Regions from separate parts of the Mus musculus genome. Here region 2 is linked to region 1. Evidence: chromatin loops called from intact Hi-C (ENCODE). Cell type or tissue: left cerebral cortex. All regions are shown on one strand.

Evidence for each region. Peaks named below come from ENCODE experiments on the same cell type or tissue, not always from the same donor. Only the 100,000 strongest peaks of a DNase experiment are listed, where the experiment ranks them.
Region 2: a loop joins it to region 1, with 4 times the contacts of the local background. A loop is called at or near these places in 3 of 42 quality-filtered maps.

What each region holds. Positions count from the first base shown.
Region 1 is chr9:53,343,572-53,346,071 of GRCm38, forward strand. All of the region lies in intron 3 of Exph5 (exophilin 5), which reads left to right. Among named protein-coding and RNA genes, the nearest start is that of Poglut3, 39 kb to the right of the region's middle. In left cerebral cortex, no CTCF peak of the experiment used is centred here; a DNase peak (open chromatin) is centred at 1,323; H3K27ac peaks cover 303 bases.
Region 2 is chr9:53,256,761-53,259,260 of GRCm38, forward strand. No RefSeq gene overlaps it. Among named protein-coding and RNA genes, the nearest start is that of Ddx10, 9.9 kb to the left of the region's middle. In left cerebral cortex, no CTCF peak of the experiment used is centred here; DNase peaks (open chromatin) are centred at 185, 1,274 and 1,596; H3K27ac peaks cover 2,190 bases.

The DNA.
Region 1 (2,500 bases):
CTGGTTTTGAGACAAGGTCTTTTTTTGTTGAAGCCAGGTTAGTCTCAGGTTCACTATGTAGCTCATACTGACCTTGAACTCCCAATCCTTCAGCCTCCGTCTTCTGGATTCTACAATTATAAATGTATCCCACCATGCTCGGCTCTATGCTTTGGTTTTCCCTTGGAAATGACACTGGAGAATAGACAATTTTTCTCAGAAAATAAAATGGGGAAGGGGTTTCATAATTTGGCAAGATATCCTTGTTTACTTTAAGGCCCAACTGGTAAAATTAGGATAGTTTCCCTCCCTACTCAGTTAATTCCCAACCCTGGTCCAAAACTCCCGTAGGATATGATGAGAAGACTTGAAAGAGAAAAATCAGAATCATGTAACTCTTACTAAAGTATATCATGTCTGTCCAAGTTTGTTATTATTCATTAGTGATATCTATGTCTTCCTATGTGTAGCATATGAATTAAGCATTAGGTATCTATGTATAAGAAAAATAAGATAACTATAGGATTTTGTTCTAACTGTGGTTTCTAGTAGCCATGAGGGATCTTAGAATGTATCCACCACACAAGGATAAGGGACACTGCAGCATATGGGGTGTTGGTAGTGGTGGTGGTATATATTGTCTTCTCTTGTTTTGCTTTGTTGAGAGAGAGTGGAACACTGTAGTCCAGGCTGGCCTAGAACTCTGTGTCGCCCAGTTTGACCTGGAACTCATTGCAATCTTCCTACCTGAGCCTCCTGAGTGTGGAATCTTGAAGTTTTGGTTTATTACTTTCAATGAACCAAAAAATTCATGAGAACGCAGTGCTCCCACCCATATGTTATAAAAGGTCACATGGCTTCCATTTCTGCCTCAGACGTGTCCTCTTCCTCCAAAACTCACAGTGTGCCCCAGCTTTCCCTTTATGATTTTTATGTTACTTGGAAAGGATTGAACTGACCCAAACCCCAGGAAGAAACACATTTATGCTTACCTTTTATTGATTGCTATTCCATGTACTCTAGACAGTCTAACGTAATGCGTGCAGCTCTCGTCAACACTTCCTGCAAGTGGGGTTTCCCAGGTCATGCTATAAGGTAGCTGGTGTATGGCCTATGGTCCTCAGCCCCCACCACAAAGTTTCAGTACCTCTGCTGTCCCACAGGCTCCCTCCGTGGAGTTTAGTAAGTGTCTGTGGTATACACCCTGGGCACTCTGACCTTCAGAGTAGCATCCTTAGCTGTTCCTTTCTTGGTTCAGATTCCCAGTTACAGAAATGACTCCCTCCTGACCATGATGAGGCAATATGTTCCAGCATGCTCCACCAGGAAGTCACACCCTCAGGGAGCCGCCAACCCTCTGTCCACCCACCATCTGAAAGCCACAGCCATATGCTCCTCCTGGTTTTGGCAATTTCGGAAATATAGGGTTTCTTTCTTTTTTTTTTTTTTCCATTGCTCTTTTCCTATGGTAATCCCCAAATGAAAACACAAGGGAACAAGTTTGCAAAGCTCATGAATAATATGTACAGTTAAAGCCCCCTTTCCTTGGAGAATTCCTATGGTGTACGGCACACCGGTGACTATCCCAGCATGGTTACACAGGGGCTGATAACCATGACTTCTGGATGAGAATTGAAGCCCACCCTTCTGTTCCTTAAAGATGATTTAATTCCCTTCAATGCGAGGAGCTTTGGTGGATCCACCTAACCACTTCTCAGACATGCCCAAATTTGCCTGATCCATAGGGCGTACACAGCTTGGGCCGTTCAGCTGCAAACTCTCTTACATAAGCAGAAAGGTCAGATACTATTTTGGAAAGTTAAAAGGCACATCGTATTTTCCCTGAATTTATATTCCTTGTGCCTCTTGCTCTGTCTTCCCTTCTTTCTCTTTCCCATTTTCTAGTTGAAAAAAATCCAAGCTGGAGTAGAAGACTCTAAGACCTTTAGCCAAAGAATTCAGAGTTAAAGAGATCTCTCCTTCTTAGGCTGTGATGGTAGGTGTGGTGCAGACAGATGAGCAGCTGGAAGAAGCAAGATGTGGGGAGAGTCTGAGTTTCATCCTGGGTAGCCAGTGGCTTCCTTGATCTGATTATCTTTATGAAGTTTGAGCCCCGTGAACAGTTTTACATGAAGAGATGGTCAGATCCTGGCTTTGGAATATAATTGAGGCAGCACACGGCTGGGAAAGAGGAACCTTTCTTTTTATTTCTCCAGGATAATTGGGAAGCCCTGCAGCTTCTTCAGACAAAGCTAATGGCTGTAACAATTCCCGACATGGGTGATAACAGCCAAGGCAATAAATAGCTTTACTTTTGTGTTCTGTCAAGCTTGTATCAAAGTCCCACCCAAGGATCAGACAGAGCATTTAGGGAAAGCGTGGACATAAAGCCAAGTCTCTTCCAGGAGGACTCTGTAATCTGATTGGCCCATGCAGTGGGTGGCTGGTTCACCTCAGAACTATTCAGTTTTGTTTTGTTCCTTCATTTTTGCTGCTGTTTGTTTTGGTTTTTGTTTCTTTG
Region 2 (2,500 bases), 87 kb before region 1:
TTTGACATGGGTTGCTAAGCCGAACTGAACATAATTATATCCTAGGACAGTCCTAAATTAGTGCATCAAACACCATCTGTTTTAGGCCGCCTCCCCACAGCCCAGCAATTATGCACTTTCCTCCATCTCAAAATTTCCTGTTTTTAGTGGATATTTCTCTTTGCTTTTTCTTTTTATAAGAGAATAATATAATTAAAGCACAGGTTCCCCTAATGGGCTGCTATTTCCCTGCCATTCCCCCTCTCCTTTTCAAAAGTATGAGGCAGGTATATTAAAACTATTTGCATATGCATAGTGAATTAGGAGTTATATAACCCTGCCACCAACTGTAGCTTGGCCATCCGTACTGTGCAGAAGATCTTTGTGAGCATGCTCAGTAAAGCATCCTTAGTGAAAAGTCTTGTAATAATCATCTGGGAGAGTTTTAAGTGATCTGCACATACCCGGGGTGATTTTGAACAAATATATGAGATCTATAAATATAGAGAGAATCTATATATGATCTATCTATATGATCATATATATGATATATCCTGTCTGTCTATCTATCTATCTATCTATCTATCTATCTATCTATCTATCTATCTATCTATGCACGGGAGACAGCTGCATGTATTGCACCCAGACATAGCTTAAAGCTGCCTGTAAGTCCCTGAGGGCAGGCCAGAGGAAATGCCTGATTGCTAACACAGCCACTTTTTACCACCTATCCTACCACCACCCCAGATCTCTTCTCTTTTATCTCTTTCTCTTACCTTTCTTTAATATCTGTCTTTGTTCTCCAGCCTATTATCCACTCAAGAGTTAAAGTGATCTAGTTAAAGTCCAAGCTATATTAGTTCACCCCTCTCCTCAAAATTCTCTAAGGTTCATTGTTCTACACAGCATAAAAGGGAAAGTCCTTACTGTGGGGTTTTGAATGGGATGGGAGAGGGTTCAAGAGGACGCTGACACTGATACTCCAGGATTGAGTTTGTTGTAAGAGTTGTTAATGCTGTAGACTGAGAGGTAAAGCTGAAACAGTGTGGCAGGGCTCCCAAGGAGAGCTGAGACCCCCAACACTAGGAATAGGGAGTGCATGTCAGTTCTCTGAAGACAATGGAAGTGGCAGGACCAGGGTCTGTTCTTTTTATCTTTTGAGGATGGGAAGGAGGTTTACAGCGAGTCAGCAGCCAGGCTCCCTGAATCCACACCCCTTTTCCCTTACCCCTCTCCCTAGGCGGGGGAAGAGGGTGGGGGGCAGGATATGCATGGAATAAATAGCCTTTGAGGCTATTTATTTCCTAGTGTGAAACCCTGCCCACTGTCTCTGCAGGGCTCCAGTCAGAGTCGGGAGACAGAACTGCTGCCCTACAGCTGCTCTATTCTATCCACCACTGCATCCTTACACTTGGGCCCTGTAAAGCTCCAAGTGGTCTGAAGGCATGCTTTTACCTCTCTAAAAACAGCGTGTCCCTGGGAAAGCAGGATCTAAAGAAAGGCAACTAAAGTCTCATGCAATAGCCAACTTTATTCAGAGCATAAGACAGTTTACACTCTTAGGGTTAAGAGAAGTCAACTGAGTAAAGTGTACAATCACAAGGACAGGCAGCACGTGGACAAGAACATGTGTTTCCAATATGGATATATGAACAACAACAGCTAAAGTAAGCTCACTCCTATTTGCTATACCGGGGAGGAGCACGGAAACGCATTCCAAGAACAGTTCTGTGTTTTGAAGAAACTTAGGTCACAAGACTTTCAGAGTTTTCTCACAAGCTTTCAGAATACTCAAGGGCTCCAGTCTTAACTGTGTTCCAGCAGCGTGCCATCTCCCTGACCTCATTTTCCAGTCCTCCTCACTCACAGTCTCTGCCCCAGCCATACCACCATCAATGCCTGTCCTTGAACATGCCCTGAGTATGCTTGCAGTCAGCTGTTTGCATCTGCTGTTTTTTTCTGGTATGGTTCAAATATTTTCCCCATAATCACCTTTTCACAAAGGCCTCCTACTGCTATCCTGACTTTACATATTCTCCTGGCATATTTTAATTTTTGGCCCCTAGAATATAACATATCTATAGATTTCCCCTAAGTTCCTTTCCTTCTACTAGAATATTGGCTTCCTGGGGAAAGACCATTGCTGGTTCACTCTCTGCTGCTATATTTCAGGGTCTGTGGAACAGGTGGGAAACACCGAGTGCTTCTTAAAGCATTCTTAAATACGTGTTGAGCAAATCAGCATAGGATTCAAGAAACATGTTAAGGGGTACTAGAGCAAATGGAATGTCCGGTTAGTCCAATCCTAAGTTTCTTAGATGCTGCACTTTGGTTCTCAAAACCCAATGATCAATCAGATCTAGACCCAAAGGCCTGCTCCCGGGAAAAGACCAGAGCACAGGCTCCATGGAAACCAGAGGACAGGGCCTCAGACGCTTTCTTCTGATTTCATGAAGGAGTCAAAGTCCCATGGGGATTGTCCTTCATCACTCCTTTGTGCCCCTGTGTCAATGCAGGTGAT